3 separate regions of the Homo sapiens genome follow, and regions 2 and 3 are each linked to region 1. A link is a loop called in an ENCODE intact Hi-C map of the cell type or tissue named here. Cell type or tissue: ascending aorta. All regions are shown on one strand. Each heading gives the region's core, and the rest is flanking DNA. Links, peaks and the distances in the headings are about the cores only.

Evidence for each region. Hi-C counts contacts between places; a loop is a spot of excess contacts. Peaks named below come from ENCODE experiments on the same cell type or tissue, not always from the same donor. Only the 100,000 strongest peaks of a DNase experiment are listed, where the experiment ranks them.
Region 2: a loop joins it to region 1, with 3 times the contacts of the local background. A loop is called at or near these places in 9 of 110 quality-filtered maps.
Region 3: a loop joins it to region 1, with 2.7 times the contacts of the local background. A loop is called at or near these places in 14 of 110 quality-filtered maps.

Annotation. Positions count from the first base shown.
Region 1 is chr5:180,806,341-180,816,295 of GRCh38, reverse strand. It overlaps a transcript of MGAT1 not described here. Among named protein-coding and RNA genes, the nearest start is that of MGAT1, 8.5 kb to the right of the region's middle. RefSeq lists an enhancer at 1,701-1,960 and silencers at 5,195-5,444, 6,115-6,164. In ascending aorta, for the core only: no CTCF peak of the experiment used is centred there; DNase peaks (open chromatin) are centred at 5,245, 5,805, 6,065, 6,395 and 1 weaker place; H3K4me3 peaks cover 4,409 bases; H3K27ac peaks cover 4,490 bases.
Region 2 is chr5:181,154,770-181,164,724 of GRCh38, reverse strand. It overlaps OR2V2 (olfactory receptor family 2 subfamily V member 2), which reads right to left. Exons shown (of 2, transcript NM_206880.2): 2 at 5,440-9,806. The coding sequence starts at 9,782. The coding sequence ends at 8,835. It overlaps TRV-AAC1-2 (tRNA-Val (anticodon AAC) 1-2), which reads right to left and starts at 571; the gene lies at 499-571. It also overlaps the pseudogene TRL-AAG7-1. RefSeq lists silencers at 882-1,176, 2,756-3,098 and enhancers at 2,959-3,128, 3,299-3,588, 4,163-4,342, 3,763-4,518, 4,519-5,275 and 1 more. In ascending aorta, for the core only: a CTCF peak has its summit at 5,242 (motif pointing left); DNase peaks (open chromatin) are centred at 3,444, 4,134, 4,645, 5,244 and 1 weaker place; H3K4me3 peaks cover 636 bases.
Region 3 is chr5:181,243,951-181,253,710 of GRCh38, reverse strand. It overlaps CTC-338M12.4 (a long non-coding RNA gene), which reads right to left and starts at 7,170. Exons shown (of 3, transcript NR_109909.1): 1 at 6,829-7,170; 2 at 6,325-6,595. It also overlaps a transcript of TRIM52 not described here. RefSeq lists enhancers at 5,452-6,379, 6,380-7,306, 8,038-8,087, 7,307-8,235, 9,561-9,630 and 1 more and silencers at 6,638-6,737, 6,968-7,047, 7,148-7,227. In ascending aorta, for the core only: no CTCF peak of the experiment used is centred there; DNase peaks (open chromatin) are centred at 6,660, 7,230, 9,190 and 9,500; H3K4me3 peaks cover 5,000 bases; H3K27ac peaks cover 5,000 bases.

The sequences.
Region 1 (9,955 bases), core at 3,044-8,043:
CCTGCCTCAGCCTCCCTACTAGCTGGGATTACAGGTATGCGCCACCACGCCCGGCTGATTTTTGTATTGTTAGTAGAGATGGGGTTTTACCATATTGGCCAGGCTGGTCTCAAACTTCTGACCTCAGGTGATCCGTCTGCCTCGGCCTCCCAAAGTGCTGGGATTACAGGCATGAGCCACCGCACCCGGCTCCAAAATAAACGTAATTAAAATAACCATACAAGGAATAAATAAGGCAAGACCAGACATCCTTCATTGTAAAATGAGGCGAGAAAGTGCTGTGATTTTTTAGGGGACTTAGGTAACTGTTACCCCATGATTGAATGGAACTGAAATTTCTGTATCTTCCACCCCAACTCCATTCCATGTTCCTGCTGAATATTCTGGGTTTTGCTAGAATTCCTTATGACACATAAAAAGTCTTCAGCTCTACGCCTTAGGCATGGCGATGTCTGGGTTTGTCACGTCATCTTCAGTCCTGTATTTACAGTGCAACTCAGGGCCAAAACAAAAAAGAATTTTTTTTTTTAATTTAAAAAGTCACAGGGAACATGAAAAAGGGGAAGAGGGAAATTTGTCTTCAGTGTTGCAGGAAAGTCCACCCTCTCCTTCTAGGGGTGGAACTTAGTGGATCTAATGAATCACACATGAAAAGAGACGTAAAAGAGGAAGGAGTTTCAGGAGGGTATTGGCCAGGTCAAAGGAGAGGGTGGAGGAAAAGAGCCACGAAATAACCGGGAGACAAGCTTTCGGAGGCTTTTGACTGACTGGATGTGGGAATGTTGTGGAAGACTTCTGGCCTGCCATTTCCTGAGAACGGGACTGCTGAGAGAGGAGCTGGGAGGAGCACTGCAAATTTCACTTTGGACACGTGAGTCAGAGGTATCTGTGAGGGGACTGAGTTGGGAGGGCAAGCAGGGAATTGGACATGTGGGCCTGGAGCACAGAGAAGGGACTTGAGCATGCATATTTGGGTGTTCCCTCCAAAACTTATGTTGAAACTTAATCCCCAGAGTGGCAGCATGGAGAGGTGGGGCCTTTAAGAGGTGATTGGATCATGAAGGCTCTATTCCCACTAATGAATGGATTCATCATGGGAGAACTGGCGGCTTTATAAGAGAGGAAGAGAGACCTGCGCTAGCACCTTAGCACGCTCAGTCCCCCTGCCATGTCATGCCCTGAACCCCTCAGGACTCTGCAGAGAGTTCCTACCATCAAGAGGGCTCTCACCAAATGCAGCCCCTCAACTTTGGACTTCTCAGCCTCCAGAGCTGTAAGAAATAAATTCCCTTTCCTTATAAATTACCCAGTTTCAGATATTCCTTGTTTTTAATTTTTAATTTTTTTTTTTTTTTGAGACAGAGTCTCACTCTGTCGCCTAGGCTGGAGTGCAGTGGCGCGATCTCAGCTCACTGCAACCACCGCCCCCCCGGGTTCAAGCGATTCTCCTGCCTCAGCCTCTGGGGTAGCTGGGATTACAGGCACCTGCCACCACGCCTGGCTAATTTTTATATTTTTAGTAGGGATGGGGTTTCACCATCTTGGTCAGGTTGGTCTTCAACTCCTGACCTCATGACCCACCCGCCTCAGCCTCCCAAAGTGCTGAGATTACAAGCGTGAGCCACTGCACCCGACCCCAGTTTCAGATATTCTGTCATAAGCAATAGAAACAGACTAAGTATCTTTGACATGGAGTGGATACTGGAAGCCATGTGACTTCTGTGGGATCATCTCGAAAGAAAGTGTAAAATGAGAAGACACAAGGGCCCAGGAAAGAGCCCTAGGGAACTCCGCATTTGTACAGCAAGTGGTGGGTAAAGAGAGAAAAGGGAGAAGCCTGCTAGGATGCTGAGGAGGAGCAGCCAGAGGAGGGGGAACCCCAGAGAGCGTGCTGGCGTGGGAGTCAAGAGAAGTGTGTCAGAAGAAGGGAGCGGTTGACAATGTCAGAAGCTGCCAAGAGGCACAATAAGATTGAGGGAACAAGTGAGTGTGGTTGTTTCTTTATGGGCCAGAATTTTAAATACCAGGATGAAGGGCACCTAACAAATAGCAAATACACAAACTAACTTTTGTACCTACCAGACTTCAGACTAAAATCGGTACAAAGAATACTCGCCAGGGTAAGGAGAAGCCCAGGAAATTACAAGAGATATCTAGTTTCTGAAATGAATTACAATGATCATCTGAACAAATAGTGTGAAAAAATATACACCTGAAAAAATGTGTGAAAATGGCCAACAAAACATTGAAAATCAGGGTTACTGGGGAAGACTTTTACTGCCAGTTATTAAAATTTACTATCAGCTGTATTGACTGGAACAGCTGCCAGAATAGGTAATTCAACAGCCAGGATGGGAAGCCCTGATACATAAGTTTGGTGGGGACTGTAGGTAGCCCCTCTGGCTACCTTCTTTCTAGTTGAATAGGTTACATATCTAACTCCCTTGCAATTAGGTTCACCTACTCAGGTGCCCTTGAGTTAGACTTGAAAGGCAGAAGACAGCAGAGGCCATTTTACTGCTGCTTCTGATGGAGATGCGAGGCTTCCATAGGAAAGAGGGGTCCACTGGTATAAAGAGCCCGACAACCATGTTCTCCAGATGTTCAGTCCCTCTTGGCCACCCCACACCAAATGACAGTCCGCGAGACTCTGCCCATGGAGACTCCACCTGCTGGTCCTCTAGGTGGAGTAACTGATAACAAAAATCTCTAGCTTACTCCTAAGTGTTTATTCTGAAGGCAGTATGTACAGCAAGACCAGACTTTTGGCCCAGCTAGCGGTGACTACTGCAATGTCAAAAGAGCACATAAACAGACTTAAAAAGCAAATGACAAACTGGGAAAATTGCTGTAACATAGGTAACAAAGGGCTGATATTCTATAAAGAGTTCTTGCAAATGAATAAGACAAAGATGAATCCAAGTGGGCAAAAGATATGCTGTAGGCAATCTGCAAAAGTGATGCATAAAAACAGGTTCAACATTACTAGCAATTAGTGGAATAAAACTTAAAACAACAATGCAAAACCATCGTTCTATCATATTAACAAAGATGACAAAAAATGGTGTGACAGTGCAGGGTGTGGAGAAAAGTTGGTGTCAAAGCTGTGCCATCTTTCTGTGTATCTTTCATATCAAACAAACGCCTTCAACAATGAGCACACCTTTCGACACGAGTTCCCAGACTTTATCCTAAAAAAAAAAAAAATGACGTGCACACAGATTTAGCTACAAGTAATTTTGCAAAAGTGAAAAGTTGAAAACAACCCAAATGTACAAAAATAGGGGAGATAATTATGGTACATTTGTATAATAGTATGCCACTTGGTCATTAAAAATGCCATAGAAGTATATTTTTCATAAACTTATTTCTAGCTGCTGGTTTTACAGGTGGTTTTTGCTTTTTTATTTTATCATTTATATTTTCCTGTAATTATTGCATATTTTTTAATAATTTTTTAAAACCGGCAATTATATGGTGAAAAGGAGAGAAGGGCATTAGTAAATTCTGAAGCAACTGAAATTAAATTGTAATTGCTCATTAATAAATAAACATCATTACATACTAACATTTACCTTAAATAAACTAGATTTCATTTTTCTACTATGGGAGGAAAGACCTAAAATACAAATTGACTCGAATTATAGAAAATAAAGTTACAATTCAGGAATATCTGTCTTTGGACTGTGAAATTTGTACCTGTTATGTATGTGTGTGTGTGTGTGCCTGTGTGTGTGTGCGTGTGTATAAAAAATATTTGGAAAGATATCCACTAGTTTAAAAGTGGTTCCTTTCAGCAGGGTGGGATGAGAGGGGGACAGGAGACAAATTTTTATTTACACAACTCTGTATGACTTGTTATAACAAGCACGAAAAATCGAAGGTCACTTAAGTAAAAATGGTTATAATTATGAAAATACTTAGAAATATGTAAAGTCTCTATGGTATGATTAGAAATCATAATGCAAAATCTGTATACTGTGCTTATACCTATGTTCATATATTTCCATGTGAGAGAAGCCCGAAGGGGAATACTCTGCGGTGAAAGTAGCTTTTCAAGTTCATTCATTGGTTCATTTATTCCACAAATGTGTGCTGAGCTGCTACCATGGGCCAGCCAACTGTTGCAGCCACCGGGATATAGCAATCAAAAATCAAATGTGCCTCCACTCAGGGAACTTAAATTCTAGTAGTGGGAGACAGACAATACATGGTAAACCCGGCGAGTATTTCAGGAAGTGGTGAGCGTCCTGGGAAAAGTGGAGCAGGCCAAGGGAGACTAGCAGTGCTCTGGGTCAGGGGCAGGTTTAAACAGGTTGGTCAGGAAAGGCCTCACTGAGGTGACATGGGAGGAAAGATTTGAAAGAGCTGAAGGGTTCAGTCCTGGAAATGCCTGGAAGGGGTGTTTTACAAATAGACAACAGCCGGTGCAGAGGCCAATGCAGCTAACAGAGGAAGGGGAGAGCAGGTCAGACAGCTAGGCAGGCCAGTGGGTTGTCCGGCTCTGCAGCCATTGTAAGGACTTTGGCGTTTTATTTCAAGTAAACTGAGGAGCCGCTGTGCAGTTTGGAGCACAGAAACGACAGGATCCCTGTGGCTGCTGTACGGAAACCCAGCGACTGGGAGGGTAGGGAGGGCAGGGAGACCTAGGTGTTCAGGTGAGGGATGAAGGGGGGTGTGGACATGTTGAGGTGTTGCATCCTAGACACAGATTGAAGGTAGGGTCAACAGGATTTCTAGTCAGATTGTGTAGAGGGGGTGAGAGAGTGAAGCTGGCTCTTCTGGTTCTGGCCTGAGTAAATGGAGCCGCCATTAATGCCCATGGGAAAGACAGGTGGGCGGAGAAGGTTTGAAGGTGGGGGAAGAAAGGGTCTTATTTTCTTCTTCCTTGCAATAATATATCCCAAGCAATATAATTAAGCAATATGTATTTTTCCCTTTAAGGAAATTCCAAAAATTATATCGTTCCAAATAAAAAAATCATCTCCAGAGTCCTGACGCAGCAACCATTACATTCCCAGTAATGGAAATGTTAAGTCAGTCCGTGCTCTGGAGAAATCCCACGACAGAACACAGGCCAGGAGACCGGGCCTAGATTCCGGTTTTCGAACCGTGGGGGCAAACACGGAGGCTGCAAATCCATCCCCAGTCCGGCAAGATTCTCGAACATGTCGGGAGAGGGCTGCATAGGAACTTCAAAAACGAGTAGCGGCTCCCCTGGATTCAGCGTGAGGGGGAAACCGCGGGGCAGGTTCGAAACTCAGGAGTCCGACGTCTGAAGGAGCGGGAGGCTGCTTCCGAGGAGCCCGGGGCACGACGGGAAGGGCCGCGCCGGCCAGGCAGCCCTCCTCCCGGCAGCCTCGGGCAGGCCGTTCACGCGCCGGCGACGGCGGGCCCGGCCGCAGGTACCAACAGCACCTGTCAGAGGGCAGCGCGGGCGCACCCTGCAAGGGCCCTGCCTCGTCAAGAGAGGCAGCGAGAAACAGCAGCGATGAACGAAACAAAACCTTCCTCCACCACGGCTACACAGAGCTCGCGTCCGAGGAAGCGGGAACACACAGGCCCCGGTGCTTTCCGAAAGGCTTCTCGCCAGGACCCGCGACCAGCGTGGGGCGGAGGGGGGGGGTCACCCTTTTTGAGAAACCAGGTCAAGCAGGCCGTCGCTGGGCGACCTTTGGGCGGAGGGAGAGGGCAGGGCTGCACCGCACAGGTTCCGCCCCTACTTCAGCGTCCTCGCCCCTCCCAAGCTCCGCCCAGCACCCCAAGGGCCAACCCCCCCGCGACGCATGCGTGCTTCTTCCCGCGCGGCTCCACCTGCCGCGCGCTTCCGCTGCTGGCCAGTCTCTTCTGCCCCTCCCCCTCCTGTACGGCCGCTACTCTGCGCCCGGCTTCCTTCTCACAACCTGGTTCTGCCCACACCTGTTCTTCAGCCCTGTGAACAGTGGCTGTAGAACAGTCTCAGGCCCTGCAGACCCACCTCCCTCGCTCCCGTGGTGGCGGTGGTGACGGGCTGGGGACGTTGGGTAGAAAAATGGGCGGGATGTGGAACGCTGCGTTGCCGGGGCCCACTTCCGGAGGACGGGCGGAAGTGGCTGCGGTGGATGGTGGGAGGGGGGAAGGAGTGCGAGGGGAGGGCCGGGCCGCTGGGGGTCGAGGGGGTGGGGCCTGGGCCAGCGCTGGGGATCGGGCCTGGGGCCTGGATTGCGACCCGCGGCGGGCCGCGGCTCCTAGCCGAGACGGGGCGGGCGGGAACCAGGTAACGACCCGGCGCAGTTAGAGCGAGGGTCGTCCGCAGGGCGGACGGGTGGGGGTCAGAGTCCAGGAAGGGTCGCAGTGTCACCCTCTTCTCTTGTGAACACGGGGCACGGGGTTCCGGGGAGAAGGGTGGGAGGAGTTAAATTCTTGGAGGGGGTGGAGGTCATGTGGACGCCACGCCCCTACAGGAAGGAAAGGAGAGAGAGAGTGTGTGTGGATGGATGTGTGTTGAGAGAGAGAATGGATGTGTGTGTGTTTACGAATAAACTTGGAGGGGAGGGGGCAACAGGGGTGGGTTTTCGGGCTGAGAAATGGGAACACTGTGGGGCTGCTGCAAGCAGGACTTGGGCCTTAAACATTCCAGGAGAGTGTTCTCGGGAGTAGCCCCGGGAAGGACTTTAACAGAGGTTGGGAATTACATCTCTGGCACAGTTTTGCAAGCAGAGGGGGAGCTTAGTTAAAGGAGCAAAGAATGCAAGTGGAAGATGCCAGCATCTCGGTCTGGAAAGGATTTATTAACTAGTTGAAGAGGGCTGGTGGATTAAAACACTCAGCACCCTAAGAAGCTTGGGAGATTCGATTATTATGTTGCGCTTTAGACAGGAGGGCAGGAGAAAGGGCGTTCTTTTCTCGATTTCTTAGAAGAGTCTCCGGTTACTTTTCTGTGGTGAGAACGGGTACGATCCATCTTTTATCCTGAATCATGTATGTTTGTACATACATATAATATGTTTATATTATATGTGTTTATATATGTAAACACTATTGATGAGGTGACTGTGTTCTGGCGTGTGATACGTGAGTTAAGTAGGTGCTTTGTATAACCTTGCGGAGTGTTTAACGAAGGTGTTTTGATGATAGAGCCTAGTATGGACTCTTAGGTGGGGAGTGGAAACTAGAAGGTTTTAGGACTCTATTTGGGTATCTAGATTAGAGAGCGTTATAATGTTTAAATGTTCTGCAGGTTAACACAGAAATCTGCCTCCTGGGCCATGCCGCTTCTAAGGCCTGTTTCTTCTCATGAGCCCCAGCACAAGACAGATGGGCCAGTTCTCACAGTGGATAACTTCCCCTGCCTGAGCAAGAGATGGGATAGTATCTGGGATCTGTCCATCACCAGACTCTGAGCTTAATAAGGCAGCTGAATGAAGGGAGGTAACGGACCCCTGAGAGGGGCACTGAAGTCTGCAGTGGGGGGGGAGGGGCCTGGACACACCCCTTCCCCCCCAGACTCCTCCCCGTCAGGGTCAGCTCAGCCATGGACTTTGGACCTGGATAAGAAGAGAGAAGCTGCACTTTGGTGGATCTGATTTGGGATTCTCAGTTTTGAAAATGGAGTGCTGAATGGGGATTTGATGATCTCCTGGAGAGCAACTGAGACAAGAGAAGAAAGGTAAGGCTCCTGTCTCATTTCCCACTTAATGTCTTGCTGTGCCTGTGCAGAAGGTGTTGAGCTGGCGAGTTCGCGGAGGCTACTATTCAGGAAATCTTATCCAGATGAGTACACTGGAAGCTACACCTCTCCATTACTCTGTCCAGGTATAGACTTGTTCCCAACTTCCCCTTACCCAAGCTGGATGAGTGCCTTGTAAGGGATTGTGAGCAATGGCAGTTGTGAGGTTAGGCCAAGGAGAACATGATAATAATTGAAGACTTCTGAAGGGAGGTTGGATTAGATTACCTTTAAAGGCCCTTCCAACACTGAGATAATAGGATTCCAAGTCAGTCTGGGTTAAGACTGGAATGGATTACCTAGGCAGAGGCAGCTGCTCTGTTTTGGGGAGCTAACTGAAAAGGACTGCTGGTGGGGGGAGAAGGCGGGAATGGTCTAGATAACCTCCTAAGTTGTCTCCCTTCCTACTTCTATAAGGGGAGCTTAGCCCATGAAAGCTCGGGAAAAGAGCAGAGGAACAGAACACAGGTTTGGGGGTCAGGAAGGAGTACTTGTGTTCTAGCTTTGACTTTTTGAGTCAGTGTACAACCCTACACAGGCCATGTTCTCTTCACCTACAAAATGGGGGAAAACTGACTTTCCAGGTCCCTTACAAGTTGTTACGAGGAGCAAATGAAACAAGGATTTTGAAAAGTATCCAGGGCCGTGTACACAGGAAACAATAACATCGATGTTGCTCTACGTGCCTTAAAAGCACAGAAACAACTCTGAGTCAGGAGTTCTGTTTTCTTCTTGAAATAGTGTGCTGGCAACAGCCTAAGAAGATGTCCTTAGTGAAAAGCCTGCCCCTGAATGTGTTTCATCATCTTGTTGGTAAACAGTACTTGGGATCATCAAGTTGTAGAACAGGTGAATAGATCCAAGGAGAACTTGGATTGAAGGAGTCTTGCAGATACTGCATTGGCCCTTATGGCTCTCCAGTCCAATTTCAGTGTGCCCCTTTGAGGTAGCTGATTAAAGAGGGGGTGGAAGGATGCTTAAGCCTTGAGGGCAGGTGTCTGGCTAGGCACTTTTCTTGGAGTGAGTGGTGGTCTTTACCTTCCTGTGCCATATGCTAGTTATCTCTCCCGCTCCTTAAGATGACGTTTTTTTCCAGACATCTCTTCGCCCTTTGTATTTTCTCAGGCTGTATTCCCTATAAAAGCAGCCCTGTTTGTCTTTATCTTCTCACTTCCTGTCTGCTCCCTCCTTCAATTCCAATTTACCTGTGCCAAGATGCCTGCTTTTCCCAGGGACAACACACAGCAGAAAGGAGGGGTAGAGCACAGTGTTGGGAATTTTGAGAGACAGTAGGGTATGGTGGCCTGGGCAAAGGGCAGGAGGCCTGGCTTCTGGCATGTCTCTGCCTCTCCCTAGCTCAGTAACACCTAGGCCTCACATGTTCCTTGAGGATGGGTGACAGTGAGGTCATCTGCAAACTGAAAATCCTGTACTTATGCCTTACTTTCCATGTTAAATTTTTTTCTTCCATCCCCTTCCCCAGTCTTTCCTTTTTTGCCACAGGAGTTTTCCTCACTCCCTCCAGCGGCTTGAGAGGTGGGCAGTGGCCTGGGTGGAGCTGCTGCTCCCGAGCTGTACTTTCTCCTCTGGTCTGGTGCCTGGGGCAGCCCCTTTGAGGCCAGGCTGCTCCTTTATAAGGTGTGGGTCTCAAGATGGGTGTACCACCTTCCCCAGCTTCACCCAGCAAATTTCTGTTGCCAGTCTTTGCTTAGACACAGGGGTCACAGTGATCCCTCGGGGATACGTGATGCCACGGTGCCTCCTCAGCCATCTCTGGTATCCCAGGTACCAGGGAGTTGCGTATTTGCGTAATGCTTCTATCACGTGATCCAGTCAATCTGTTTTGTCTGTTTTCCCTCACCACTTTGTTGTGAGGAGAACAGAGCAGGGATTCTTTTCCCAGTTTGAGGGGAAGCTACGGAAGCCCTGAGTGGGAAGGGTTTGCCTAAGGGTAGAGCGGTAGGCACTGAAATCACCTCCCAGTGCTGTGCTGTTTCCACAGCATCTGACCTGACCAGGCCATCTGGGTTCTGCTGCAAACCTCCAGGGAGAGAAGCTCTGTGCCCTGCCAGACAGCCTCTCTGGTAGAACGTTTCCTCCTTAGAGTGAGCAAGCATTCCTCTCCCTGACCTTCCCACCCTCCTGCCCTGCACCTGACCCTTCCATGAGACAGTCCCTTCAAGACAACCATTGGCTTTTTCACATGGGCACCAGGATGCCAAGGCATAGCACTCAGCAGGTGTCAGG
Region 2 (9,955 bases), core at 2,178-7,177, 350 kb before region 1:
CCCCAACGCCTTGTTGGCCCGGGGACCCTAGCGATGTTGTATAAAGAAAGGAAATATGTAAGTATACGGCCAGGAGAAAGATAGCAAGGCCGAGCGGTCTAAGGCTCCGGATTAAGGCGCCGGTGTCTTCGGAGGCATGGGTTCGAATTCCACCTCTGCCAACTTGTTGTGATTTCTCCATTTTGTCCCCCCATGGGTTGCAAAAGGAGGATTCATTGGAACTCGCCTTGGGCCCCACGCATGCTCGGGATCTGGATTCCACTTGGCAGCGCGCAGCCGTCCAGCGGACGGGCTTTGTGCGAAGTTCGTCGGCGCCGCTGTCCAGGGCAAGTGAGGTGGGTTCAGTTCTTCCCAGGTGCCTCAACCGTTGAGGAAAGGCAACGGTATAAATACCCTTGATGGCCTTTTCTCCGTAACCAGGTGGAGATAGTGGTGGGGTGTTCCAGGCTAGTTTTCTTGTAATAAATTTGAAGTAATGAGATGAAAAGCATAAGATTCTGTTTCCGCCCGGTTTCGAACCGGGGACCTTTCGCGTGTTAGGCGAACGTGATAACCACTACACTACGGAAACTTGCACGCGTTTTCTGACCCACCACAATGAGCCACCACACAAGGCCGCATTTTATTTCTCATGGTAATTCTGAGCTTCCTCCATGCGTCCCTTCGAGCTTGGCTAATGGGCATGAGCACACAAGAAAAGGACGTTTCAGCACTTGGAAGGCTGAGATGGATGGACGGCTGGAGCCCAGGAGGTCGAGGCTGCAGTAAGCTATGATTGCGCCACTGCACTCCAGCCTGGAAGACAGAGCAAGACTCAGTCTCGAAAGAGAGAAAAGAAAGAAAAAGGGAGAGAGAGAGAGAGAAGCAAGAAAAGGAAGTTTTCATGCCTGATGTGGTGGCATAAGCGGGCATGGGAGTCCTGACAGAAGGTGTGGTGGCGACCTCAGAGAGACGTGAGGCAGTCGAGCTGTCTGGGGTTGACAGTGGGCCTGGGGGTTGAACAGCAGGGGCGCGCTGGCAGCGTTTTCTAAGAGAAGAGACTTTCAGAAGAAGCTGCTTGGGGAATATGAGGCCATGCGTTCGTGAGTGGAGCTGGAGCTTGTGTGCCTGGAGAAACTGGAGTGGAATGAAAGAGGAAGTAGCCCACAACACCATTTTTATTGTTCCATTGTTTGGTAGAGCTCTAGATTATCCAAGCAGCCACTGCTGTTGGACATTTAGGTTATTTTCCTCCCATCAACCATGTGAAAGCGTTATGAGGCTACCTCCTTGGCAGCATTTGGTACTTTTCACCTATTACGATGATTATTTTTTAACTTCTAGCCATTCTTCTGGGTATGTAGTATTTCCTCATGGTTTAAGTTTGCATTTAGCTGATGAGGAAAGACGATAAGCACTTTTTCATGTGTATGACTCATTTTTTTAATCTTCCTTTGTGAGGTGTCTCTTAAATATCTCTTCCATTAAAAACAAAGAAACAGAAAACAAACATCCAAAAAATCCCCCAAAACAAAAAACAGAGGAACTGGCCTCGCCTGGTGGCTGACACCTGTAATTCCATCACTTTGGGAGGCCGAGGCAGATGGGTTATTTGAACCGATGAGTTCAAGGCCAGTCTGGGCAACATATTGGGACATCATCTCTACAGAAAATCCCAAAATTAGCCAGGAGTGGTGGCACACACCTGAAGTTTCTGTAGCTACTCGGGAGGCTAAGGTGGGAGTATGGGTTGAGCCTGGGAGTTTGAGGCTGGAGTAAGCAGAGACGTCACTGCTGCACTGCTGCCAGGACAACAGAGCAAGACCCTGTTCCAAACACACACACACACACACACACACACACACACACACACACACCCCAAACATGTGTCCGCACATGGTCTTTCGTCTGTGCACATGTACCCGTGATGGCCCTGTGTGTCCACATTTCCTCCTCTTATAAGGACACCTGTCAGATTGGATTGGGGTCCACCCTAGTGACCTCATTTTAGTGTGACCACCTCTTTAAAAGCCCTATGTCCAATACAGTCACATTCTGAGGGAAAGAGGGTTGGAGTGCTAAGATGGATTTTGAGGGAAACGTAATTCCACCACAGTAAGACCTTTCAGGCCTGAGATCTCCAGGTGAACAGAACGGCAGGGTCCAAACTGCAAAGGGAGGCTACGGGGGGTTTCAAAAGTGTCACCTTTAGGCTAGAGGTGGGAGGAAGTGATCTTCTGGGGCTGCTTGGCTGGTTGTTCCAATGCGTCCAGGAGGAGAAACCGGGTTGGCGCTGCCTTTGCCGCTTTGGAAGGCCATTCGGATTCATTTCCAGTGTTACACATTTCTGGAAGTGATGCATACCCAGGCCCTGGGCACAGTTTGGGGACCCACTCTGTGACCACAGGCCAGCCACTCCCATCTCTGAGCCTGTTTTCACATCAACAAGATGAGAGGGTGAATGAGATGATCTCTAAGGTTCCTGCTGGCTCTAAACTCTCAGCTTTCCTGTCACTGAGTTTCGCCCTGTTTCTAAGATTTCTGCTGAATATCCTGCCCTTCAGCAGAGTGAGTGAAAGCCAAGATAAAGAGCCAGTTTTCTGGGATGTCCTTCTTACAGGTGGAGAAGGTGGCCCATGTGACAGAGATGGGGCACTCACCCCCAAACGCCTCCCAGCATCCCCCCTGGCATAGCTCTTCTTCCTACCTCTTTGACCCCCTAGAGCCTTGGGCCTGGGGCACAGCAGGAGCTCACAGCTGTCTGTCATGAGAGTCATTCCACCGCTGGCTCAGCTGCTCTGGGCTGGGGCAAAGCTGGCCACTGTCTCAGAAGGACCCACATGGTGTCCCAGAAGACAGGGAGGGCCTTGGGAAGACTGGGCCCTGCTTACTCGTCTCAGGACAGAGTCTGGGTAAGTTGGCCAGAAAAGCCATTGTCATCATTTGAGCTGCCCCAAAGATAAGAGCTCAAGGAGCAAAAGTGCAGATTGGTATAAACTGTCACAGTGTCCTGGAGGGGGCCTCTGAGGTCAGTTGGACAAATGCCCACAGTGTCTTCTGGGGAAACCAGGAGTTGAAGGCTGTGCTGCCTGTGGGCCTCCCCCTCTGCTGTAGTCTCTGGAGGGAGGAGTGGGTGAGGAGGTTCCTAATCTGGGTCCTATCTGGAACCTCTTTCCTCCTGACTCTAGGTCCTGAGTTTAAGACACCGGTTTTCCCCTCTCAGCAGGGGCCAACTGGACTCCTGCATTCATTTCCGCTCAGGATTGGTCTGCACAAGGCCCTTCTTTAGCCTTTAAACTTATCCATGCCTTTAGGCTCATTTATCTGTTCCCTGCTATGCACACACTCAGTCATCCCCACCCCCATGTCTGCTGTGTGAGCAGGGCTGTGCTTGCCAGGGCACCTGGGTCTGTGAGGCTGCGGGCGCCTCTAGATCATCAATCTCGGCCTCGTCTCCTTTTTCCCCACTGGAATCTCTCGGCTCATCCACATGGCTGCCCATCCCCAATGACGATGCTCGTCCTGGCCCCACCCCCAATGACGATGCTCGTCCTGGCCCCACCCCCAGTGACGATGCTCGTCCTGGCCCCACCCCCAACGACGATGCTCGTCCTGGCCCCACCCCCAACGACGATGCTCGTCCTGGCCCCACCCCCAACGACGATGCTCGTCCTGGCCCCACCCCCAACGACGATGCTCGTCCTGGCCCCACCCCCAACGACGATGCTCGTCCTGGCCCCACCCCCAACGACGATGCTCGTCCTGGCCCCACCCCCAACGACGATGCTCGTCCTGGCCCCACCCCCAACGACGATGCTCGTCCTGGCCCCACCCCCAACGACGATGCTCGTCCTGGCCCCACCCCCAACGACGATGCTCGTCCTGGCCCCACCCCCAGTGACGATGCTCGTCCTGGCCCCACCCCCAGTGACGATGCTCGTCCTGGCCCCACCCCCAGTGACGATGCTCGTCCTGGCCCCACCCCCAGTGACGATGCTCGTCCTGGCCCCACCCCCAGTGACGATGCTCGTCCTGGCCCCACCCCCAATGACGATGCACGACCTGGCCCCAGCCCTGGGGGTTTCTTGGGGACATCCTAGGTGTGATCTCACTGGGTCTGGGCTGCCTCTCCTCACTGCCTCCTAGGAAGCCCCACCGCCTGCTCACTCTTCAGTCATCAGGCTCTGGCTGCGTCGCCCACACTTTCGGAACCAGCCTCTCCCCTCACCGCCCGGGGCCCTTCCTTCGCCTCCTGAAACAGCCTCCCCGGCCCTGCACCTAGTGTGGGTTTGGGCAAAGCCCCTGCATCCTTCTGAGCTCAGGGCCTGCCACAGGCCAAAGCCTTGGCCACCCCCGACGCTGCCCCCTGCTCCCTGCATTTCTGTGCTGGAGGGGCTGTGAGCGTGCGCTACCATGGCCAGGGTGCTATTATTTCACTCTGCCATGTGTGGAGTGTGGGGTGTCACCCTCGGGTGTCAGCTCAGGACCACACAGGCCCTGGGACAGGGATGATGGGAGCACGGTTGCCAGCTCCAGGGAGGCCCAGACCTGCCTGCCTGGGTCACCCTCATGTACGTCCCAGTCTGTTAGTGACCACAGTGGGTCTTCGGGAGACAGGCAGACCTCCCACACCCCTGAAAGTTGGGCCTGGGGGATGGCTGTGGGTTAGAGAGGAGGGCCTCGCCCACAGGGACCTCGGGCCATGGGCACTTCCCCGCTGCAGCCTCTGCCCTGCAGCACCCCCTGGCTCTGGGTGTGGCTTTTGAGGTCCCCACAATCACACCCATCCTCTGCCTGCAGGTGTTCCCCACCACCCTCCCATGAGCCCCTTCCCTGCACCTCCCCCAGGCCGTCCTCAGCGGGGCCTCTGCTGATCTTCTCCGCAGTCAGTAGGAGCTCCCACGGGGTCCTCCTGGGCCGACCTGTGCTGCCGCCACGCACCTCACTCTCTTTACTGTTGCCAGCCCCCTGCAGTCCATACTGTTATTATCCCCATGTGACAGATGAGGACACCGAGGCACAGAGAGGCTGGCAGCCTTGCCAAGGGCAGCAGGAGGGAGGCTGGAATAGTCTGGACCCCACTCCGCTCTCTTTTTCACCTACACTAGATCTGTCTGTATGGCCACATCCCTGGCTATTTCAGCCCAATACGATGGCACAGGTCACTTAAATAAAAAAGAAAACAAACCAATAAACAAACATAAGCGCCTGCACCTGCCCCATGCTGTCTGTGCTTTCTCCTCTGGTTGGGATCGTGGCTCTCTGCTGCCCTCCTGTGGCCGTTGGTTTTCCTGGGTGGGGAAGGGTGCTGGCCTCATTCACAACAGCAGATACTCATTCCTCCAGGGTCAGGCTATGGGGCTCAACGTGATCAGGACAGATCTGAGCCCCGTGGTTATGGAGATGCCAGCTTAGCTTTCATACGTGACACAAACACATACACAGTCTTTCCAAATGGAGGTGTAGAGCAATTTTTAAATTTAAAATTCATGTTTTATTTTTAATTGTTCTAGAGATGGGGTTTCGCTATGTTGCCCAGGCTGGTCTCAAACTCCTGGGCTCAAGTGATCCTCCTGCCTTGGCTTCCCAAAGTGCTGGGATTACAGACATGAGAAACCCTGTCCAGCTGAAATGGAACATTTCTAATCTGTAGAGATAGGATCTCTCTGAGTTGCCCTGGCTGGGGTGCAGTGACACTGCAGCGTCAGACTCCCGGGCTCAAGTGATCCTCCCACCTTGGCCTCCCCATTATCAGCTGGGATTATAGGAATGAGCCACCATGCCTGGCTTCAAGCAATTTTTTATATTCACACACACACACAAAACATTGACCTAACTGATTGCAATGAAGATTTGTCACATCTATGCCCCAAAATCACCCAATAAAATGAACAGACAACTTGATGGGAAAGGATTTGGTAAGGTAGTTGGCAAAAAAAAAACTGGCCTTGAGCATTTTAAACTGTTAATTATAAAAAATGTCAGGCATACACAAAAGTGAAGCAAGTAACAAAAACTCCCATGTCCCCTGGCAAGATTCTTGCTTCTTTTACTCTCCTGTGCTTTCACATGTTTTCTTTTTATTTTTTGTTTATTTATTTATTTACTTATTTATTTTCGAGACAGGCTTCTGCTCTGTGGCCCAGGCTGGAGTGCAGTGGCATGATCATGGGTCATTGCAGCCTCAGCCTCCTAAGCTCAAGCAATCCTTCCGCCTCAGCCTCCCAAGGAACTCAGCCTCCCAAGTAACCACGCCCGGCTGATTTTTGTACTTTTTGTAGAGATGGGGTTTCACCATGTTGCCCAGGTTGGTCTCCAACTGCTGAGCTCAAGCAATCCTCCCACCTTGGCCTTGGCCTCCCAAAGTGCTTGGATTACAGATGTGAGCCACCGCACCTGCCCCCCCCCCACATGTATTTCCTCTCTATATTATTTTCTTACAAATCTCTAACAATTACACATCTCTAAGTTTGCAGTTGCTCACACTGAGACTAGTTATGCAACTCTTGTTTCATAAGGAGCATTGATTAGTGAACTGAAGTGTGTGCCTGGACATAAGAGGACCCTGTGGAACCTTTTTGTGACATGGAACTTACCACATTTCTGGGTGCTAGTGGCGTTCAGTAGATAATTTTCAATGGAATTCCCTGGTCCTTGTGCGGGAAATGAATTAAGGACATCAAGCCTATGCCAATGAAATGCAATTAAAATGAAATAGGAATTTCCCCATCATGGGACTAGATAAGGTAAAGGCTGGTGAAACTTTTGCTTGGGTGATTATGATCCAAAATTCTGCATCACGGAAGGGGGCTGGATTAAGTTTGCTCTAAATTTTCTTCCAGTCTAGGGGTTCAGTGGCTATAGATAAAGAGTTGTGGTTGAAACACTCAAGGTACTTACGGGTTGAAGGGTGCAAAATCCCAGAGAAATCTGAGTGGGCATGAGGTTAATCAGGGATGCTTCCTGGAAGAGAAGAATTTGGGGCAAATAGAAATGTGTACAAGGCAAAAAGATATGATGAAAATGAGGAGAATACACAGAAAGATATTTGATATTATAGAGCTTAAATTAATTTGGTAGGTTGGGCATTACCTAAGTGATATCAGCAAGTGGTCACAGAATACACTAAGATCCATCTACACAGTGGAAAATCTTGCAGCCCCGTGACTAAGGAAAGTTACTTCTATTTTCACCAGTCCTTGGAGACACCTTTTCAGGCAATTAAACCCCCAAGGGAAGGAGCCTCCTCCGAAGTTGTTTGCTCATCTCAGCTGCGCTGACAAACCAGTCTTTCCCATGGGGAGGTGAAGAAGAAAACTGGACGATGAGGCAGGGACTTACCGATTTGAGCCCTAGCTTCCTCTCCTGTAAAATGGGCATAATATTTTCACCACAGAATGTTTCCTGTGAGAATTAAGCTGAGTGGACAATCTAAAGTCAACCACGGTAGGCCCTGGGTGCCACTTCCCTCCACCTCTCCAAAGCCTGAAGCCCAGCAAACACCTCCCTGGGGTTTAGTCTAATCCTCAGGACCAGTTCTGGCCTCTTTTCTCTCCGCCTTCAATGGAGATATTTTTTTTCCATGAAAAGAGAATTTTACTGCAAATAGGACAGGTACAGAGCTTGGAAGGATGGATACAAGTCCTGCAAATAGTTCACACTGAAATTCTGAAAATAGGTTTTCAAATAGCAGATGAAATTCTGTCACCATGCTCCAGTCTTCATTCCCCGAAGGGGAAGGAGTTCAGCCAGTTTTCTCCTTACAGAAGCTGAGCTGACACAGAGCAGCACACACTGCTAGGACGTGGTGAGGAGACAGCAGGCTTGGGGGATTTCCACTGAATACACAAGCAAGCATGTCTCTACCCTGTCCCTCATTATCTCAAAGACAACTTGTATGCTTTTAATACGTCTTTATGAAGTTTCCAGTGTGAGGAGTAGACATTCTCTAAAGAGAACTATAAAGGCTTATTTTCTGTCATCTGTAAGTTGTTCATTTAAGACCCTAGGGTTGGGCTACAACTGTTGTGAGACATCATATAAACATCATGCAGGTGGGATCTACGTCTACACATAGATCACAGAGCGAAGTCTCCCACAGAGTAAGCACAGAATAAAACATTAGCAAGGAGAGTTAGGAGGCTCAGCTCAACGTCTTCTTCTAGTAGAAGTAATTCCAATTTTAAATAATGAGTGACAGCAATCCCAATGTCTTATTTCTGCACAGTGCTGATTTACAATGTCCTATATTCATTTTCAATGTATAGTGTAAAATAATTAGTACACAAAAGATTGGGAGGAAAAGTTGTTTCTTCATCAGATAAAAAGTACTGATGTTGGCTGTGCGTGGTGGCTCACGCCTGTAATCTCAGCACTCTGGAAGGTGGATTGCTTGAGTCCAGGAGTTCGAGACCAGCCTGGGCAACATAGTAAAACATTGTCTCTACAACAATAGTGGATCCCTTACTAAAAAATTAGTCAGGTGTGGGGCACGCACCTGTAATCCCAGCTACTCAGGAGGCTGAGTTGGAGACTCACCTGAGCCCAGGAGATCAAGGCTGCTATAAGCCGAGATTGTGTCACTGCACTCTAGCCTGGGTGACAGAGTAAGAACTGAAAGAAAAAGAAAGAAAGAGAAAGAGGAAGAGAAAGAAAGAACGAAAGAAAGAACAAAAGAAAGAAAGAAAGAAAGAAAGAAAGAAAGAACTGATGTAGTGTTTAAAAAGACCTTCCAAGTCTGAGGGTGTCACAATCATCATAATTCACGAGGAAACCAAGACTGAAAATGAGAGAATTATTAACCCGACATCCCTGGAGCTAAGAGATGGCAGAGCCAGGCACTGGATGCCCTGGGTTCAGTGCTGGCTGCCGATCCTGCAGCGGTCCAGCCCCTTCCTCAGTGCCCCCATCACCTCCCTGTTCCTCAAGCTGTAAATGAGGGGGTTGAGCATGGGAGTAAGGACCGTGTAGAAGATAGAGGCCACCTTGTCATGGCTGGGGGCCCGGTAGTGCCTAGGCCTCAGGTAGATGAACATGGCTGCCCCATAGAAGAGGGTGACAGCTGTCAGGTGGGAGGAGCAGGTGGCCAGGGCCTTTTTCCAGGCCTGAGCAGAGTGCATTTGCAGCACAGTCCCTAGAATGTGAGCATAGGAGGCCACGATGATGGAGAATGGGAAGAGAAGCATGAAGACACAGCAAGCAAATATCACCTTCTCAAACAGGGATGTGTCTACACAGGCCAGCTTCAACAAGGATAGCATCTCACAGAAGAAATGGTTCACCTTCCTCAAGCCACAGTAGGGGAAATTCATTACTACCACCATCTGGATCAAGCCATCGATTATCCCAAAGGCCCAGGAGCTCCCAGTAATCTGGAGACAGACCCTCTGATTCATGAGGATGGGATAGTGAAGTGGGTGGCTAATGGCCACATAGCGGTCATAAGCCATGAGTCCCAGCAAGAGCCCCTCAGATCCCACAAGACAGACAAAGAGGCCAATTTGTATGCCACAGCCCACAAAGGAGATGGACTTCCTGCCAGACAGGAAGTTGGCTGCCATCTTTGGCACATTGGTACAGACCAACATGAGGTCCATGAGGGAGAGCTGGCTGAGGAAGAAGTACATGGGGGTGTGAAGGTGAGGGTCCATGTAGATGAGGAAGATGAGGAGGACATTCCCACAGAGGGCCACTGTGAAGACCGCCATAACCACGGAGAAGAGGACAAGGTCAGCAGTACTGTGGGAGAAGATGCCTAAGAGGAAGAAGCCATCTGTGTAGGACTGGTTCACCCACGTCTCCATGGCTCGGTTGTTGCTCCTGGTCACCTGAGAATATGGACAAGATGTGTTACATTGACTGACATCTCTTTATAGACCTCTGCTGCTATGTCTTCAGTCAGCTGTGTTGTGTGCAACTCATTAGATCTCAACAACTGAAGCTTTGGGACATAATAGGGGACACTCCATATCTCCCT
Region 3 (9,760 bases), core at 4,761-9,760, 440 kb before region 1:
AGACCAGGATTTCTCAACCTCGACCCTATTGACATTTTGAGTGAGATAATTCTTTGTTGTGGGCAGCTGTCCTATGCATTATAGGATACTTAGTAGCATCTCTGGACTCTACCCACTACATGCAGGTAGTACCCCTCCACTAGTTGTGACAACCACAAATGTCTCTAGACATTACCAAATGTCCCATAAGCAGACATTGCAAAATCATCCCCAGTTGAGAACCACTGATGTAGTCAGGGAAAGTGGTCATGTCCACATATCATCCTCTTGTAGGCACTATAGCCGGTGCCTGGCATAGGTGTTCAAAAGTGGAACACCTACTCTTGAGAGGAAGAATAGGCTTGCCTAGCTAGCACTTTATTAAAAGTACCCTGAGGGCCAGGCACGGTGGCTCATGCCTGTAATCCCAGCACTTTGGGAGGCCGAGGTAGGCAGATCACCTGAGGTCGGGAGTTCCAGACCAGCCTGACCAACATGGAGAAACCCTGTCTCTGCTAAAAATACAAAATTAGCCAGGCATGGTGGCGCATGCCTGTCATCCCAGCTACTCAGGAGGCTGAGGCAGGAGAATCACTTGAACCTGGGAGGAGGAGGTTGCAGTGAGCCGAGATCGCACCATTGCACTCCAGCCTGGGCAACAAGAATGAAACTCCATCTCAAAAAAAAAAAAAAAAAGTACCCTGAGTATCAGTGGATTAGTGGATATGACACCCACTACTCCCTGCTCTTGGAGTGGGGTAGCAAAGTCAACAAACCTTTTCTAAACATTACCGCTGCTTATGTCACTTGGATTTGGGAGAACAAGAACCGTGACAGATAAACAGTTTACAAAATCAAGCTCTGGAGATTTTGAGTAATAACAATCACTTCAGCTACTCAGTTCCAGCAGAGCAGTAGGGATGTCATTTTTTGTTTTCAGGTATTACGCAGAACCACTGAGTCCACAGTGGAGGTGGCCCTGGTAATATAACATCAGTCCCTAAAGTACTTTCTTAAAACCTAAGGCTCTTGCCATTGACCATCAACCCCTGGCCTCTATGCCATGCCTCCTGAAACTCCTATAAGACTTGTAGATTCTATGCTGCTTCCTACCCCCAATTCCTAACTCCTCTGAAAATTATCCTGTAACAGTGAAGTTATTGCAAATATTTGCTGGCTGGTAAAATGGGGTTATAAGAAAGGAAGCTAAAGACGCTAGTCCTCCACATTCAAGCTAATAGAACTTCATGTAACAATGGAAGTATTCTGTATCTGCTGTCTAATACAGTAGATACTACTAGCTACATATGACTTGAGCTCTTGAAATGTGGCTAGTGCACCTCATGAACTCAATTTTTAAGATAGTATTTAATTTAATTTTAATTAGCCACATGTAGCTAGTGGCTATCAAATCCTATTTAACAGCACAGTTCTGTACAACCAAAGTCTAGTTCTTCCTGGGGCCCTTGGGAGTAGCAAGTCCAAGGGGGAGGATAAAAACAGAAATGAAACAATTTTCTTTTTCCAGCTGGGAGCGGTAGGCTGTAAGGTAATATTTTTAGACATAAAAGGAGAAAATATTTTATTTTTAAAATCTGACCAAAATGATCTTGAGCCACCTATCACTTCTGATACACGTGGATCACACGGGTGACGAGACAGGAGAAAACTAGGGGAAACAAGTTAGAAAATAAACTGTATTACCTTCTCCTATCAAAAAAGGTCTGGGGCTAGAGCTGGAGCCTCAAAATAGGAGGGATAATAAATATAGGGTTTTACTTTGTGCCTGACTTTTTGAAAATGGGATGGGGGGCAAAACCTAGTATTGAAGCAGGTAAGTGGGTTCTTTCCGTGTTACAGCAGATGAGGGTGATGAGGAGCTCTTGGAGTCCTGGAAGAGAGAGCAGCCTGTGCTGACAGAGTTAATGAGAGGACAGATCTAGGAGTAACAGGGTCTGAGGAGAGGAGATGGCCTCCCAGACCATGAGAACTAACAGTTGTGATAAATTTAATCATAGTCTGTCCAAACCAGAGAGTCCTCAAGTGTGGTATGAGAATCCTGGGTGTGGGGCAGTGAGCTCATTTCTGCTCTTGAGAAGTGTAGGAGATGCAGCAAGGTTCCTGCTATCAGGAGACCTGCAAAGATGGAAGGAAACGTTCCTCTAAGTTATTACTTGTCTCACCTCCTCCCTCCCCCAAAGGAAGGGGAAAGATAGACACCTCGGGGATTTGAATTAGAAATAGCCCTTTGGAGGGTTTTTTTGTTTGTTTGTTGTTGTTATTGTTGTTTTCCATTTTTTTTACACAGCTCCAAACAGCCAACTGAAATAAAAATAGCCTTTAAGAACAAGGAGGCTTATCCTCTATAGCGATTCCCCCTGCTGAGGTTTGTGCTTAGGCCTTCCTAGCTTTCTCGTCTCATCTTTTTTCTTTTTTTTTTTGAGTTTTGCCCTTGTCGCCCAGGCTCTGGAGTGCAGTGACACGACCTCGGCTCACTGCAACCTCCACCTCCCAGGTTCAAGCAGTTCTCCTGCCTCAGCCTCCAGGGTAGCTGGGATTACAAGCATGTGCTACCACGCCCAGCTAATTTTTTTATATTTAAAAAAATTAAAATGTAATTTTAATTGTTGGCCAGGCTGGTCTCGAACTCCTGACCTCAGGTGATCTGTCCACCTCGGCCTCCCAAAGTGCTGGGATTATAGGCAGGAGCCACCACGCCCAGCCATCTCCCCTCATCTTAAGGGACCGAGATCCCAACTTAGAGCCCTTTGGTTGACAATTCCAGCTGGCAGTAAGCAGAGTCCTACAAAGATAAGGAGGGATCCAGGTGGCCTGGAGAGGATCCATGGAGCTCACATCCCCTTTTTCTCTGACATTTCTTAGGCACATGGAATCCCTTCTACTCCTACAGCAAAGGATGTGATTTCTCCGCAGGCCCTGGCCATTTAGCCTTAGTGTGAGCAGAGAGGACTGCCCTTCATCCCTCATACAAATTTGAGCTAGCCAGCCCCAGGGTTCCATTCTGACCTTTTTCGCACTCTGGTTTATATGACGTCCTCTCTCCAGTAGAAAGCTGAGAAAATGAAACTTGGGTCATCTTTTGTTTCTCTCTACCATCTAATGCTACTTTAAATCCTTTGACAAGGAGGCTAGAAGCTTGACTTCTCCCTGCATTTCTTTTTTTTTTTCTTTTTTTGAGATGCAGTCTCCCTCTGTTGCCCAGGCTGGAGTGCGGTGACGCAATCTCGGCTCACTGCAACCTCTGCCTCCTGGGTTCAAGTGATTCTCCTGCCTCAGCCTCCCAAGTAGCTGGGATTACAAGCATGCACCACCACGCCCAGCTAATTTTTGTATTTTTAGGAGAGACAGGGTTTTGCCATGCTGGTCAGGCTGGTCTTGAACTCCTGACCTCAAGTGACCCACCTGCCTTGGCCTCCCAAAGTGCTGGAATTACAGGCATGAACCACCGCGCCCGGCCATCCCTGCATTTATTATAGTCCTGTCTGGACCATCCCCTTTCCACAGCCTCTGACTCTGTATCTGCCAAAGCACCCAGGCCTAGCCCACAGTCCATCTCCCAAGGAAGCCCCAACAGACAACAGAATGCTTTCTGGGGGACTGCTAGACGTCAGACTTCTGCCTAAAATTTATGCTGAATCTTTATCAGGAAAATAAACATTTTTTTAAAAAGTTAATGACCAGGCTGGCCAACATGGTGACACCCTGTCTCTACCAAAAAAGACAAAAATTAGCCAGGCATGTAGTCCCAGCTACTCGGGAGACTGAGGTGGGAGAATTGTCTGAACCCAGGAGGCGAAGGGTGCTGTGAGCCAAAATGGCACCACTGCACTCCAGCCTGGGTGACAGAGTGAGACGCTGTCTCAAAAAAAAAAAAAAAAAAAAACTGCAAGTGATCTCTGATCTCTTTGTAAGATTTGTTCCAGGAACTGATTTAATTTCACAGCCGACCTCACTAAGAGTGGGACAGCACCTATACTTGTACTCCTGTTTCCTGGTCTCCAAACTTTTTGTGCTTAATTTTTTTTTTTTCTTTTTGAGACAGGATCTTACCCTGTCACCCAGGCTGGAGTGTAGTGATGTGATCATAGCTCACTGCGGCCTCCAACTTCTGGGCTCAAGCGATCCTCCTGCATCAGCCTCCTAAGTAGCTGGGACTACAAGCGTGCACCACCATGCCTGGCTAAAATTTTTAAAAATTTTATAGCGATGGGGTCTCACTGTGTTGGTCTTGAACACCTGAGTTCAAGTGATCCTCCCACCTCAGCCTCCCAAACTGCTGGGATTACAGGTGTGAACCATGCTCAACCAAAGAGCTCCTATATACAGAGGCCAATTCTAGACACTGGAGTGAAGGAAGTAGTGTAGGGATGAGAGAGACCTCTTAGTCATAAGGTCTTTAGTAAGTACTCAGTCCCTCCTTTAGTGCCACTTCGTAGGAATCTTGCACCACCACCCCCAGCTAAATTTAGGGTCCCCCTAGAGACCTTCCTGTACAGCATCTCAGCCTTTGGCTTGACTCATTTGTCTTGAATACTGCAGTGGCTTCTTAACTCTTCTTGTCTCTAGTTTTACTCCTCCAACCTAGCCTGCACCGTGACAATAAGTGCGTTTTTAGCAGGTAGCAATAAAAACTTGTCCTAAAAAAAGAAGCAGTCTAGGCAGGACAGTGCTGAGATCAGACTTTTTTTGTTGTTGTTGAGATGGAGTCTCACTCTTATCACCCAGGCTGCAGTGCAGTGGCATGATCTCTGCTCACTACAACCTCCACCTCCCCGGTTCAAGCAATTCTCCTGCCTCAGCCTCCCGAGTAGCTGGGACTACAGGCACGTGCCACCAGGCCCAGCTAATTTTTTGTATTTTTAGTAGAGACGGGTTTCACCGTGTTAGCCAGGATGGTCTGGAACTCCTGACCTCGTGATCTGCCTGCCTTGGCCTTCCGAAGTACTGGGATTACAGGCGTGAGCCACTGCGCCTGGCCGAGATCAGACTCTTAAAGAAACTACTCTAGGCCTGGCCGAGATCAGACTCTTAAAGAAACTACTCTAGGCCTGGCCGAGATCAGACTCTTAAAGAAACTACTCTAGGCTTCAGGACAAAATCCAGATCCCTTAGTAGCAAGGCCTTCCAAACTAGGGCTCCTTGACCCTCAGGGGTTTCACTCCCTCCTAAGGAGCCCTCAAAGCTATCCCTACCTTACCTCTGCACCTACGCTGATCCCTCTGCCTGGAACGCCCTTCCTTTAACTACTTGACCTTTACTTTTCAACCCATGAGGCTGGCCACCAAAATTAGAATCTTCCACAGGCCAAAGCCTCCACTGGGTGGTGAGAATGCAACACTTAGCAGAAACAGAGCAGTCCTTGTGAGGAGACACCTGAGGGATAAGAAGAACCAGTATACACTACACCACCGCTGTGAAAGCATGAAACAAATGTGACCTAGACCTGAGGGTCCCAGAGGCTTCCCTGAACAGGCAACCTAAGCTGAGACCCCAAGAAAGCTTAGATTGAACCGAGAGGGTTGGGGAGGGATGTGATGGGCCTTCCAGGCAGAACAATGTGTGTTCTGTGTGGGAGAGAACTAATGAGTTTGGAGGAAGAGCGGAGGCCCAGTCTGGCCACAAACACAAGAGTATGGGACACGCCAGAGGAAGCCACACGGATTTTGCAGGGAGACAGTAAGGATTTTGCTCATCATCTTAAAGTACGTAAAGTACGTGGGAAAGCCTCCTGCACAGAGTTTTAGCTGGCAGTCAGCAGGCCCTCTGGTCCTGGCCACGCACCTTTCCCTCAGCCTCGCCTCAGCATTCAAGGGAAAACCTGCCACCGCGCAAGCCCTCCAGGGTCTGGAATGCTGGCAGGAGGGGATGGATGCCTCTGCTCCTGGAGAAAAGGGCTCTGGCAGGGAAGCCTGAGGGGCTGGTTCCAACTGTACAGGTCCTGTGGACTCCTCAGAAAAGGAATGGTGAGATGGATTTTCATAGGAGAGCCTCTCCAATTTCTCCTTGGGACTTTTTTTTTTTTTTTTTTGAGACGGAGTCTCTCTCTGTCGCCCAGGCTGGAGTGCAGTGGCGCCATCTCGGCTCACTGCAAGCTCCGCCTCCCGGGTTCACGCCATTCTCCTGCCTCAGCCTCCCGAGTAGCTGGGACTACAGGCGCCCGCCACCACGCCCTAATTTTTTGTATTTTTAGTAGAGACGGGGTTTCACCGTGTTAGCCAGGATGGTCTCGATCTCCTGACCTCGTGATCCGCCCGCCTCGGCCTCCCAAAGTGCTGGGATTACAGGCGTGAGCCACCGTGCCCGGCCTCTCCTTGGGACTCTTACCTTGTATGGAATGGAAGTGGTGCCTCTGGGGTCCCAGACACGGGAGAGAGGAAGCAGCCCAGGGGCTGGGAGAAGTGGTGAGACCCAGAAGAACGGTGGACCCAGTCAGGAAGGGTCCTGCCAGCAGGGCGTGGGCCAGCCTCGGGGTCTTCCCCAAAAGGCAGGTAGGGGCCTCCAGCAAGCTTCCCACCTCCGTGAGGCTGGAGAAGAGGCCCCCTGGATGAGAAGGAAGAGGCCGGCAGGTCCGGCGGGCGCAGGCACAGGTAGACTTCTGGTGGGAAAAGCGTGACTCAGCCTCCTCCAGCGGCTGCAGGACGTCCCCCCGCTAGAAAGGGCCGGGCTCCCTTTGCTGACCCAGAGTCAACCCAGCGATTCCTCCCGGGGAGGCGGGGGGCCCCGGCCCCGGCCCAGAGCGCATGCCTATGCCGGGAGCTGGGCGAGGACAGGGCACAGCCACAGCTGGGTGCCCAACGGGAAAGGCGGCCGTTCCCCCTCAAGCTGCACCTGAAGGGGTCCCCAGGGTCGAGGCCACTTCTCCTTCGGCTCAGGGTTGACCTTCAGTGACCACTGTGGCCTGCGGGCATCCCCTGGGAGGGACGGAGGGGGATGGAGGAAAACTCCAAAGGGAAAGGCCGAATCCTGCAGGGTCTGGTCGTCGGAAAGCCAACCATACAGTCAGCCCTCCCTCTCCTCGGGCTGCCGTCGCCATCCGGGTCCACACGGGCTCTAAGACAAAACCCCAATTGCCCCCAAGGCCCCATAGGAGGGGCGCTGCCAGAATCGCCTATTTTTAGTGAAAGAGAACCGGGCCGGGAGACGGCGGCAGGGGGCCGGAGCATTCCCGAGGTCTCGGTCTGGGTGTCGCGAGGCAGGGAAAGAGGGCGGCCCCGGAGCGGAGCGGGAAAGGGGGCGGGGCAGGGTGGGGCCGGACGTGGCAACCTCCCGCTTCCGGGACAGTGACCCGCGGCGCGGCAAGGCCTTTCCCTTGGGCGTGGGTGGGGACCTGGACTCCCTGTGGAACGTTTAAGAAAAAGAGAACCGAATGAGGTTTCGCGAAAGGAAAAAAAATGTAACTGTGATCTAGTGCTGTTGACGGCCGCGAATGGAGAAACCCCGTGTTCTCGAGGACAAATTGGAACTCCTCGGCGTTTTAGGTCCTCAACCCGGGAACCCCTCGCACCGCGAATCTCAGTCCACAGCGGGAGGCGGGTGTGGTCGTTCACCTATTTGTGCCCGAGGGCTCAGGGAGGCGCTGGCATGACCCGAGTGGGGGGCAGCAAGCTGGTTAGCGGGAGGGTGAAGGCAGCGGTCTTCCACGACCACCACAATCACCTGGGTAGGGATTGAGTCCCGTATTGGAAAAGCGAAAGAACAGTCAGCTGGGGGTGCCAAGGAGGCAGGTGATGTATACAAACCTGGAGCCTTAGGATGGTCCACAGGCTGCGGAGGACCACAGCCAGGACAACGTCCCGGAAAGCCCAAGGGAGACTGCGGCGGAAGGCAGGGGAACCTGCAGAGGACCAGGAGAGCAAGCTGTTTCAGGGAGGGATCCTGGCCTTCCCTGCACACCTGGGCGTCTACAGCCTCCGGCAGCTCTGCCACCCTCCCTCGCCTGTCTTCTGCCTTTACGCAGGCTTTCTAGCAGACATTGCCAAGGTTCTTCTCCAGGCCTTCAAGGCCCTAGGTTAACTGCACCCTCCATTTCCCTGCTCTGTCCTCAGCCCCTCCACACTCCAGCTCAGTACGTTGGCACTAACTCTTCCCTCCGATTGAAATATTTTTCCCCCATTTGACTTCCCTCCACAGGAACATTATTCTCCCATATACCCGCAGGGCTCTCTCCGTGTCTCTGTTCCAATGTTCTCCCCTCTTCGCATACCGTAGGAAGTAAACTGCAAATAAAACAAACCAGGGTCCCCCCTCTGTCTTGTTCACAGCTGTGTCCCCAAGACCTAAAATAAGGCCTGGCACCCAAGAGGTGCTAAGTTTCACAACATTTACTCTGCCTTGTTCAGGGCGCTTTACATTTGCTTCTTCACTTTCCACACCACCATGTAATGTAGATACTAATATTATTTCCAATCTCATTTCACAGATGAGAAACGAAAGTTGATAGATGTCACAAATAGAAAAGTATATACTTAGGTATAATGCCCCCTTTATTTTGCATAGATGTTGGTGGCTGCTATCATCCTGATCTGTGCCCCTGTTTAAAACTACTTGAATAGACATGGTGCCAACACTGTCTCTTATAGTCAGAGATGGGTGAGAATGGGAGCCATTACTTATTTAAATTCCTGCGGTCGAGCGGAAGGCAGAAGGACAGTTAGGTATCCGTGTTCCACCGCTTCCCTGTCTGGGCACGTCCTTCAGGGCACAGTTGGACCCCCAGACCCCTGGGCTTTTGTGTACGCTGGCTGGGCCCAGAGAGAGCTTTCCACTAGATGTCCCCAGAAGTCAGAACCTTAAGGTCCTCCTTTGGGCATTTCCGTTTCTGCGAGAGCTTCCCGTGTTCTGGCCTAGGCAGGAACGGATTGGCAGTCTAGCAACACACAGGGCAATTTTTACTTTATTATTTTATTGTATGTATGTATTTATTTATTTGAGTCGGAGTCTCGCTCTGCTGCCCAGGCTGGAGTGCAGTGGCGCGATCTCGGTTCACTGCAACCTCCGCCTCTCAGGTTCAAGGGATTCTCCTGCCTCAGCCTCCCGAGTAACTGGGATTACAGGCACCCCCCACCACGCCTGGCTAATTTTAATTTTTTTTATTTATTTATTTGGAAAGAGGTTGCATCATGTTGGCCAGGCTAGTCTTGAACTCCTGACCTTAAGTGATCCACCCGCCTCGGCCTCTCAAAGTGGTAGGATTACAGGCATGAGCCACCGCGCCCGGGAAAAAGAGACCAATTCTTAGTTCATCCAGAGTAACCCTCTCCTGCCTTAGTCCAGCCTGGACTAAGTCCTTCCGGAGTTGGTGTGCATCAGAACAAAAACCTCGTGAGGGGAGAACACCCTCCGGAAGCACAGTTTTAAAGTTTATTTTTAACATTTTAATACTCTACTTTTTAAATTGCCCATCGTTACCCACGATAGTGAAATGAAAATTAAGCTCCCCTGGGGTTGCCCCGTCAACCCTCCCCGCACCAAGTGGAACAGGCGGAGCTCGAGCTATGCCACATAGGGGCGGGGAAGCAGCCCGGCGGTCCTCATGGGAATGTGCCGTACACTTCACCTCTTTCGCTTCTCGCTCTACATCATCCCTGAGAAGCCTTTTTAAACACTTGAATGTGCTTGTTTCAGAGTGTATTTGTAAAGTGCAGTCAGATTTTGTTGTACGGAAGACGGGACTGTGATGCCTTGCAATTTCCCTCTGCCTTTTGCATTACATGGCGCCGCCATCTTGAGCAGAAATGTATCATGGGGCTCGCCATTTTGC